2 separate regions of the Mus musculus genome follow, and region 2 is linked to region 1. The links are chromatin contacts, found by Hi-C or POLR2A ChIA-PET in ENCODE. All regions are on one chromosome and are shown on one strand. Each heading gives the region's core, a stretch centred on a gene start or an enhancer-like site at or near the end of the contact. The rest is flanking DNA. Distances are from core to core; before and after follow the strand shown. Region 1 holds the start of Klf13 (Kruppel-like factor 13). Region 2 overlaps Gm32633 (predicted gene, 32633).

Region 1 (5,485 bases), core at 857-3,356:
TAGAGCTCCGGCTCGTTCCATTATGAACACACGGGCCTTGAGCTCTAGTCTCCACGACTTGCATGTCTAGAGCTTCTCGGTCGGTCACTTAACTGTTAGCAACAACAACAACGAAAAGAACAGACCCCGGTAACAAAGTAACGGAATTAAGTATTTTTTGCAGTGAACTTGAGAGTTAACTGTTACGAAAGAGTTTCTGTGAGCTCAAAAAAGGAAAAAACAACAACAAAAAAACCCCAACCAACCCTAAATGTTTGTGTTAACACCAAAAATGGAGGGGGGAAGTCGGACTTCGACATCAACTACCAAGAGTCGAGCTGCGAAGCGGTCCCCGGAAACCAGAGAGGCGAGTGACCTCACGCCATCCCAGGTTTCAGGCTCAGGCCGGCCGCCCTGGTACAGGTGCCACCTGCCTGCACACAGCCCAAGAGCAAGTGAGAGTTGGATCAGAAAGGTCAGTGAACGGAGCGCGCCTTCCTAGAGCAAGCGCAGCCCCCTGCGGCCGGGCGCGCCCCCGCCGGCCGGATGGGCTGGGGCTCCCACAAAGAGCCGTGGGGTAGGGAGCGAGGACTGGGACCGCCCCCCGCGTCGGCCAGCGCCGCCGCTGGGTCGGGTTGCGACAAATTAAACCTTAGAGCCCTGGAAAAATTACAGGAAGAAGAGAACGAAGAATGTGCCGAGTGGCTGAAGGGAGCCCTGTCCCCGCGTGAACTTCGCCCGCCCCAGCCGGCCCCTCCCTCGCCAGAGCCCGCCCGGAGGCCTGGGAAGAGGGGTGGCGAGACTCCAGCTCCCCGAGCACCTACGCCCCAAAAGGGAGCGCCGCCTGCCCCCCCCCCCAACCACCTCTAGCGCACCTGCCCGCGCCGCCCGCAGCCCGGATGACGACATCTACCCCCGCGGCCCCGCCCCAAGAGCCTGGGAGGGGGCGTGCCCGATGGGGGCGCGGTCGCCGAGAGGGCGCCGGCTCCAAGCGCCACGGCCAGCGTCACGCGAGGCCAGAGCGCCAGGACAGGGGCGCGGCTGCGATCGCCCTCAGCTCATGGCTCCCCGCCCTCGGCCCCGGCCCCCTCTAGCGCTGGGCCCGAAGCTCTGGGGGCGTGGCCGGTCCCAAGCAGTCCCTAGTCCGCGCGTTCGCGGCGTCCCCGCCGCCCCACTGACCTGTGTGAGTTCTCAGGTGCGCCTTGAGGTGCGAAGATTTCCCGTAAACTTTCTCGCAGCCCGCGTAGTGGCACTTGTGCTTCCTCTGCGGGGACTCGAGGTCCGCGCGGCTCCGGCCTCGCCGACCCCTTTGTCTGAGGCCAGGCTCGCCGCTCCCCGCGGGGCCGGGCTCCTGCTCCAATGCCGCCTCCGGCTCGCTCCACGCGGGGCTGGGGGGCGCGGCCGGCGCGCCTGCTTGTCCCGGGGAGGCGGGCTCTGGGCCGGGTGGCGGCGCAGGGGGCGCAGGCGGCAGGCGGCAGGGGGTCCTCGCCTTGCGCGCAGCGGCCCCTTCTCTGCGTTCCGCGGGGGCGGGCGCCGGCGCCTGCTGGTTGAGGTCCGCTAGGATCCGAGCCACCACGAAAAGCGAGGCGCTGTCCTTGCCGTCGCGGCGCTCGTCAACGCGGGGCAGTGTGGGGGCGGCGGCGGCCGCGCCCTCGGGCCGGGGTTCAGGTCCTTCCCGCGGCTCGTGCACGACTGCGCGGCTGGACATGGACACGAGGCACTCGGCGGCAAAGTGGTCCACATAGGCGGCGGCTGCCATGCTGCGGGCTAGGGCGCGCGGTGCTCTCGCAGGAGTCGTCAGCGGCGCATCCGCACCCACGGCCTCCGGGAGCGGCGGGGGGCGGGGGCGCGGCGCGCCCTCTTCTCCGGCTGGGCTGGGCTGGGCTAGGCTGGGCGCGTAGCCGCTTCTGCCGTCACCCGCGCGGCTCCGCGTCCGCCTGGCCGGGCACTGGAGGGTGAGCGCATGGGGGGCTCCAGTAAGGAGGGTCCGCGTGCGGCGTCAGAGTCGGCCTGTCTTAGGGACGTCGAGCGGAGGCGACGTTAGGCACGACCCCTGCAAGTTGTGGTCGCAGTTCCACCGTGCATTGTGGCAGGCGGGACAGCCTCCGTGCGCGCCGCGGCTCGGTGTGGGCGGACCGGCCCCGGGGGTGGGCGGGGCCGGGGCCACATCTGGACCCGACGTCAGCCCCCAGCCACATCCTGGCGGCGCAGGTTACAGGCGGCAGCGGCCGCAGGGAGCAGCGCGCACGAAGGGGGCGGGGAGCCTGGAGCGCCTCAGGAGGGGCGTGGCCAGTGGTAGACGCGAACTCCATTGGCTCTTGAGTACTTTATGCAGCCAATCCGGTCCTCGAGAGGGTTCTACTGGCCGCGGGACCTGCGCGCGCCAGTGGGCGTGCCCCTGGGCCTGCAAGAGGAGGGGCGGAAATCGGAGCCGGGCGCGCGGCGCGCAGACGCATGACGTCCGAGGGTGGCGGGCCGCTGTGTAGCGGCGCAGGGCTGGGGCGCGTGCCTCCCGCAGCGGGAACCCCGCCGGCCCTTTCCATGCCAGAGCTTTTGTGAGCAGGCAGCAGTGGGTGGCACGAGGATGGCAACACTGAGCAAGACACCCTGTGGTCGCTCCGCCCGCCGGGAGTGCGGGCAAGGTGGCGTATCGGTCCCTATGGGACCTAAGCGGCCGACCTCGCCTATGGGCGGGACATTACCGAGCCTCACCCCACCGCAGCGGAGTTCTCTGGTGGCCGGGTTTGCATTGCCCATCTCCAGCCACCTCCTCACCCCGCTCCTATTGAGCTCCGGTTCTCTACGCAACCTTGGCCCGAGCCTTGTCACCACTGGGGCCGCCCCGCCCCCGCGCGGCCGAACTGCCCTTGAGCCTATGTTAACCTGGCTGATGCAGGACCCACCACTGCCAATGCTGAGGGAGTGAGCTACGTGCTGGGGCTGCGGTCGCGGCTGTTCAGGGAACACGGGGCCCCTTCCTCCCCCTTCCTGCCCCAGGCCTGCTGCCAACTTCTCCAGGCCGCCCCTCTCCCACCGCGGTCCTGGAGGCTTCAAACACCACCAGCTGCGAGGACCCCGCCCAGGGCGCCCCACCCATCCACTGTCTGGGCCTCTGAAGGAAATGCTCCGCTGCGTCCTGCCGGGGCCTTCCAACTAGGCCACCTTGCTCTAAAGTCTAGACACACATTCATGTTCTTTCCTCTCTGAACACTAGGCCATCATCAGAGAGACCCGTAGCTTCCAACTGCCTTTGAACCAATCTTAACACACTCAAAAGACTTTGGCCGCAACTGGCCTCTGACCTGTGAGGGTAGGATCAGCAGCCTCTCCTTTTCATTGTGGATGATACCTTAAAATAAGTCAGCCACCAAGTCAGGGAGACCCGACTGCCGGTTGGTCGACCCCAGTGAGCTAAAGAAGGGTCAGTCACCTCACTACTGGTGAAAATTAAGAACCATGGCTCTGATTTCAAGTTCTTCCCCAAGTTAAATGGGAGCCTAAAATAGAAAAGACTTTGATTTCTGATAATTGAGGAAACTGAACAATTTGGAATTTTCAGTTGTGAAACTTTAGGTTAACGTTTGAACACCCCGAGTGTGAGCACACACCCTGAATTTCCACACCATTGGGCTGCTGTTTTGTGGAGAAGCTGGATCAGGGCTTTGTAGGAGGGTCTCCACTTGGCAGAAAGTAGTCATCTTTGTTCCAGGCAGATTATGTTGATGGCATTTAAGAGACTGTGTCCTGACCAAGTGATGACTCAGATTGCTCCTCTGTTCCCACCACATGCCACAGACAGTCATCTCATTGGGAAAGAGCTGGCCCCTACACTGCCTTTCAGTCCATGCATGTCTTTCTGTCCCTCTGCAGCCAGGGGCATTCTGCAGTACATAAAATACTTTTTGGTTGGGCGTGGTGGCGCACGCCTTTAATCCCAGCACTTGGGAGGCAGAGGCAGGTGGATTTCTGAGTTCAAGGCCAGCCTGGTCTACAAAGGGAGTTCCAGGACAGCCAGAGCTACACAGAGAAACCCTGTCTCGAAAAACCAAAAAAACAAAACAAAAACACAAACAAACAAAAACACTTTTTGGTGGTGTCCTCCACGGTGGACCTTCCTGGGACATACATATTCACTGGACTCCTACATTATAGGTTTCTAGGATAGAACTGCATCAATCAACCCTTCTGACATACCCCATCCAAGCTTTCTTCCTGATGGTCTCCCAAAGGGTTTTCTCCTTTGGATATTATATACAAGAGGCATTACCTTGAGTGGTTTCTTACCAGTTCACTCACCAAGTACAAAATGATTGGGGTCTCAAAATTGAGGCCTTTCTTGTCCCAAACCCAGATAGAAATATCCTAGGGGTACAGCTCTACTCTCCAGTAAATATCTCATAGCTCTAGGTCCATGTTTCTGTGCTAGTAGGATCTTGATAACAATAGTATGGGTAAATGAGATAGGGATGTTTCCTTTTAGCTGGAAAGAAAAGGAGAAACTGAAACAAAACAGATCAGAGTGAACCAAGTGGGAGCAAATGAACCATAAGAGGACTAATGACGGGTGAAGTTTTTTGTGTGACGGTGGTAGTTGTTCCATTTGGAACCTCTGAAACAACCTCAGATATAAGCTAGAAACCTCAACTGTAAGACACGAACATGGACAAGAGCAGAAGAAGCAGCTGCAGCCAGTAAAGCTGAAATGTACCCATAGACCTAAGAAAATGAAAGCCTGAACTAGGAAGGAAAGTTTCCCCACAAGGTTCACAAATGGTGACACTGGATGTGGAAGGGAAAGGGACTTGAACTAAGAATGATGATAAATGATTGTACTAGAGTCTGTTGAGAGATGTTTAGATCGGCTGCCAGCTCCATGTAGCCTCACAGCTTCCTTCCCCTTCCTCTTCCTGAGGAGAGACTGTCTCTATCTAAAGGAGACAGATGAGTCCCCAGCGTCAGAGGCAGTAGTGCGCATGTGCCTACTGATACCTACACACCCCTTTCGGGGATTCCATGGCACAGGGAGCCAGGAGCCTAAAAGAGGCTTTTGGGCTGAGCTAACCAGGCCACAGAGAATGATCAAAACAGTCTGACATCCATAGCTGCTCAAGGATCCAATTAGCACACTACACAGAAGGCCACAGTGAAAGGTGCCACTTGACACAGGACTTCTGATCCATCTCAGTCCTTCCCAGGCAAATAAGAGTGGGCAGCTGAGCTGACATGTCAGGAAACCCTGCATCAGGAAATACAAAGGCACAATAGGGTTGGTTTTTGTTTGGTTTTATTTTTGTTAAGTTGTAGGAAACAAGCCATATAGAGAGAAGTAAACATCAACAATACAGCCAATAATATCAACAGGGAAATGTAAAAGGATACCACAGTCTGCAAAGGGAATGTATGTGTGAAGAAATATTTAGGAGTAAAAGAAAGAGTTCTTGAAGCATTAAAGCAAAGTAGCAAGCATATAAATGACAAAGACTTCAGTGGAAAGACTGAGAGAGAA
Region 2 (5,485 bases), core at 1,132-3,631, 73 kb after region 1:
ATTCAGTTCATTTGAACATTCTGACAGAGCTGAGTGATCATCACCAGTCACTGAGTCCTGACTTAAGGTTTTACTGCTGTGAACAGATGCCATGACCAAGGCAACTCTATTTTTTTTTTTTAAGATTTATTTATTTATTATTATATGTAAGTACACTGTTGCTTTCTTCCGACACGCTAGAAGAGGGAGTCAGATCTCATTACAGATGGTTGTGAGCCACCATGTGGTTGCTGGGATTTGAACTCAGGGCCTTTGGAAGAGCAGTCAGTGCTCTTAACCGCTGAGCCATCTCACCAGCCCCCCCCAAGGCAACTCTTATAAGGACAACATTTAATTGGGGCTGGCTTACAGGTTCAGAGGTTCAGTCCATTATTATCAAGGTAGGAAGCATGGCAGCATCCCGGTAGGCATGGTGCAGGAGGAGCTGAGAGTTTTGAAGGCTGCTAGTGGAAGACTCCATTCCAGGCAACTAGGATAAGGATCTTAAAGCCCACACCCACAGTGCCACACCTACTTCATTCTAATAGTGCCACTCCCTGGGCTGAGCATATACAAAGCATCACAAAGTCCCCAAAGAAACACATAACCTTTGGCTAGTACACCCATATCCTTCTTTTTTTTTTTTTTTAAGATTTATTTATTTATTATATGTAAGTACTCTGTAGCTGTCCTCAGATACTCCAGAAGAGGGCATCAGATTTCGTTATGGATGGTTGTGAGCCACCATGTGGTTGCTGGGATTTGACCTTTGGAAGAACAGTCGCTCTTAACCATTGAGCCATCTCACCAGCCCTCCACCCACATCCTTTTTAACCCCAGTACTGGACAACTATAGACCTACTCTGTATCTCATATGAATTTTTCTCTTCAAAGACTTTTATATGTATGGAATCAGATAATATATGGTCTTCTGTGACTGGCTTCTTTCAATGACAAGTCTCCTTCATTCTCCATTCAAATATGGACATGTATCCCTGAATAGATGCACACTTTGCTCGTCCCATCATCATTTGAGAGGGCCTCTGAGTTATTTCTACTTTGGACCTCTTATAAACAGTATTGCTGTGAGTACTGGCTGTGTAGGGATTTTTTTTTTTTCATCCATTTTGGATGTACACCTAGGAGCAAAATTGCTGGTCAAGTCCCTAAACTTTTGGATAATTGAAGATTGATTGTTTCCTAAAGATCCATACCAGTTTACACTCTTGCGAGCCATGCCCCAGTCTCTCAGGATCCTTGCCAGCATGTGCTTTTGCCTGACTCTCTTTTCATGAAGTGTTGTGGATGAGATGGTCTCACGATGATACACTGTAGTTTAAATTCTTCCTTGAAGAAATGGGGTTGAGTTCCCTATCAGATTTGTTAGCCATTCAGAGATGTTCTTTCATGAAGTTTCCACTTAAGCCTTTAATGTTTTCTTTCCCCGTTGAAGTATTTGCTTCTCCACTCCCTTTTATGGTTCTGGGCCCAAACCCAAGACTTCATTTATGCCAAGTGAGTGCTTTACCACTCAACTGTGTCCTCAGCTTTTCTACAATCTTCTTATTGATTCTAAAGACCTCTTTACATATTGTAGACATCAGCCCTTTATTTGGATGTGTTTTGTAAATATTCTACACGCCCCCAAGTTGTACATGTATGCATGCCTTCTTCCTTCTCTCCTTCCTTCCATTCTTCTGTCCTTCTTTTCTTCCTTTCTCCCTCCCTCCCTCCCTTTCTCCTTTCCTCCCTCATTCCTTCCCTCCCTTCCTCCTTCCTTTCCTTCTTTCTTGGTCTATATGGTATAGTGGCCCATGCACGCCATATGGAGGCCAGAGGTCAATGTTAGGTGTCTTTCCCTGTAGCTCCTTACTTTGATTTTTGAGATGGCTTCTCTCACTTACCTGTAGTTCACTTTTTCAGATGGACAGACTTCCCAGTAAGCCCAGGGGCTCCATCTGGTTCTGACTCTGACATCTGAGGCCGTGCTACATACACAACCACCAGCCCTGGCTTTTTCTGTGGGAACTGAGGAACTAAACTAAGATCCTCACACAGAGAGCAGGCACTTTATCACCAAGCCTTCTCCCCAGCCTCAGCTTTTAATCTATTAATAAATCTTTAAACATGAGTTTCTAATTTTACTATGGTCACCTCTGTTTGCTTTTCTTTCTTTTCTCCTTTTCTCTCCTTTCCTCCCCTTCCTCACTGTTGCTGTTGCTTTGGTCATTGCCCTCTTTATCTTTCCTTCACAGTTTCTTAGAGGGAAGTCAGAAGTCGCCCACACAATCTTCACAGACACCAGCTTTACCATAACATTTGAATACAGTGGCAACTTCCTGTCCCGAAGCCTCGCCTTTTCTGGTACTTCTGCCCGAGCAACTGTAGGTAATAATCAAAGGACTACCCAGTGCCTCGTTTCCCATGGTCAATGAGTTCATCTCCACGTGCATGGTCAAAGAGGAGAAGAGCGAGCCCAGCCGCAGAGATCCAGCTCTGTGGTCTGTTCCCTGAGTCAGTCAGTATGTGTCTGCTCAGGAAAAACAGTCAGTGCCCGATTGCCTCACATGGGAACTGGCTACAGAGAGAGTGCGGAGGCCGGATGATGAAAGAGTTGCTGAGAGGAGAGGGCTGGAGAAGCAAAGGAAGAAGGCTGTGTGTGTGTGTGTGTGTGTGTGTGTGTGTGTGTGTGTGTGTGTGCTTCTGCTGCTAGGGTAGGAAGAGCACATACCCATGTCTTGGGTAATTGGTGCTACTGCGACAGACTATCTCAGACCCCACCCAGCTTAACTTAACTTATAAACAGCAGGGATTTAACCTGCACACTGCTGGGGCCTGGGGCACTGGTGAGCGATGATTCTACTGTAGGCTTCCTGTTTTGTAGTTGGTGCTTGTCTCAGAGTCTTCGGATGGTGGAAGGGCTGAGGGATCTACCCCCTCCCTTTTATTGTTCTCAGTGTGAATGTGTGCGTGCGTGTTTGTGTCTGTGCCTGTGTGCACGTGGGCACATACGGCACATGGCAGGACATGCCTGGGAAGGTCAGAGGAAAATCACAAATGTGGGTTTTCACTTTGTAGCTTATTTGAGAAAAATTCTTCTCTCCCTGTCTCTATAAAGAATATCTTTCGCTGGGCAGTGGTGGCGCATGACTTTAATCCCAGCACTTGAGAGGCAGAGGCAGGTAGATTTCTGAGTTCGAGGCCAGCCTGGTCTACAGAGTGAGTTCCAGGACAGCCAGGGCTATACAGAGAAACCCTGTCTCGAAAAACCAAAAAAAAAAAAAAAAAAAAAGCAAAAAACCAAAAACCAAAAAACTTTCATCCTTTGAAAATCTGTACATATAAACAATGTGTCTTGATCAGACCCACTCCCAGGTCTTCTTCCCTTCTCTCCCACTTCTACAAGGTACCTCCCAGCATTCCCTTCCTACAGAATGTGCTCTCTTTCTCACTCACTTTTTATACACACACACACACACACTTGCTCACACACACACACACACGATGCACAGTCATATGCACAGACACAGATACACACAGAAACACACACACAGATACACATAGGCACAGATATACATGGACATACACAGACATACACACAGAGATACATACACACAGAGAGAGACACACACAGGCACACATGTACACAGGCACACAGATACATATATACACAGACACATACACACATAGAGATACACACACACACACACAGGCACATACACAAAGATACACACACACACACACACACACACAGAGTTGACTGATCTTGTGCAGATAGCTATCATGGCAGAGAGCTCATAGGTGCAGTGCCATGCTGTGTAGAGATGACAGCACTTCACAGCATACCTCCTTATCTGCTAGCTCTTAGATTCCTTCAACCCCTTCTTTCACAAAGTTCCCTGAGCCTCGGTAGGCAGGGAGTCGCAGGCAGGGAGTCGTTCATGCAGACCTGTCTCACTCAACATTAAGTAATCACTTATTATCAACACTTTGACCAGTTAGGAGTTTTTACGTTAACTCATGACCATAGCAAAGAGAAGTTCCTTTGGCTAAGGTTGTGGGAAGGCAGAATGGATTCATGAGTATAAACATAGTATATATAGGAAGCAATTTTGTAACAGTTCCATTTCAAAAGGCAACAGTATAGTCGATTCTCCTCTTGCGCCTCTGACCTCAGAGCTTTTCGCTAGACTTATAGTACCAGCCATGAATTTCATCCTATGGAGCTGGCTTCAAATCTAACCAGAGAGTTGTTGGTTACCCCATAACCTTCCTCTCACCGTCCTCTGTCCTGCCTGGTCGGATGGTATTGTAGCACGCGGTGTTCGCTCCTGGGTAATACCGCAGATGGATTTTCTTCCCAGTAGCTCCATTGCACTTCGGTCACTGTGACACGTAGGAGGACATTTCCAGCTTGATTTTCAGATGTGTTTCTTTGTCCTTAACTGCTGAATAACCAGACTAGCTGGCCTGAAAGCATCCAGGTATTCCCTCCTATCACCCGATGGGATGCTGGGGGTAAATATGCCCCTTCTATCAGCCCACGGGGTGCTGGGGTTAAATATGCCTTCACTACATCTCCATCTTTTTACATGCTGGGGATTCCAATTCAAATCCTCCTGCTTCCATAGCAAGTCCTTCTACTCAACCAAACTCCTCCCCAGATCCCCTGTAGCCCCTTTCTCAAGGGCGCTATTCTAACTATGGGGGCCCTGCTCCCGGAGGCCTCACCTGCTAATACCACATAGGGGTGAGGATTCTCATTAGGAATTTTGTGTAATGAACAGTCAGACTTGTGCCCCTGAGCCAGAGCCCAGGGTTTGCCCCTGCCAGGGTCTCTTGAAGGAAGCTTCCATTGGGAGAGAAGCTGTACAGTGGTTTTGGATCTAGGAAGAGCTAGGTTCTCAGCCAGGGCAGCAGCTGCTGATGTAGGGCCCCGCCCCCGCCCCCCGCCCCCCATCTCCCCATGCCCAGCTCACCACTACTATCTTATCATAACCCACACTCCTCTTTCTGGTCTGCTTCCTGAACTGTTAAACCCAGAAGGCCCCGTATTATGTGAAGAACCAGTAGGCGAGGAGACCCAGCTCCAGAGTCTAGTTTTCCCAGCAGGGCACAGGGTAGGTAGGGACTTCGTGTCAGTCTCGTAGCAGTGTCCTGCACAGCTCTTTTTTTTTTTTTTTTTTTTTTTTTTTTTTTTTTGAGACAGGGTCTCACTATGTAGCCCTGGCTATCCTGGAACTCACTATGCAGACTACTAGGCTGGTCTCTGCCTCCTGAGTGTTAGGATTAGAGTGTGCACCACCATTTCAGGTCCTGCTCAGCTTTTTTGAGCCTGTCCCCCATTGCATTGCCCTGTGACTTACAGGACCTCCTTTGAGTTGGCTGTGGCTCACACCACTTTCTTGGCCCACATTGACTTCAGTGCCTGGCTATGGATCTTTCTCCCTAAGGATGGGTGATGTGTTTGATTTAGAATTAGCTCCTAGGCTCAGTAGATGGCAAA

Evidence for each region. A loop is a pair of places that touch in the nucleus more often than their neighbours do. ChIA-PET counts read pairs that join two places held with the same protein, here RNA polymerase II (POLR2A).
Region 2: a map of adrenal gland shows a loop between it and region 1 (2.5-fold over the local background). The contact joins the enhancer-like site here to the promoter of Klf13 in region 1. A Hi-C loop is called at or near these places in 10 of 37 maps with a recorded cell type or tissue (CH12.LX, T-helper 1 cell, T-helper 17 cell and 6 more). POLR2A ChIA-PET finds 5 or more read pairs at or near these places in 2 of 5 experiments (Patski and embryonic stem cell).

What each region holds. Positions count from the first base shown.
Region 1 is chr7:63,936,809-63,942,293 of GRCm38, forward strand. It overlaps Klf13 (Kruppel-like factor 13), which reads right to left and starts at 2,107. Exons shown (of 2, transcript NM_021366.3): 1 at 1,159-2,107. The coding sequence starts at 1,738.
Region 2 is chr7:64,009,415-64,014,899 of GRCm38, forward strand. Gm32633 (predicted gene, 32633) reads left to right here. Exons shown (of 6, transcript NR_169109.1): 4 at 2,235-2,367. Among named protein-coding and RNA genes, the nearest start is that of Gm32633, 25 kb to the left of the region's middle. Within about 2 kb of position 2,382, at least 1 of the 3 ENCODE cell types and tissues checked has a DNase peak (open chromatin) inside an H3K27ac peak, as active enhancers do.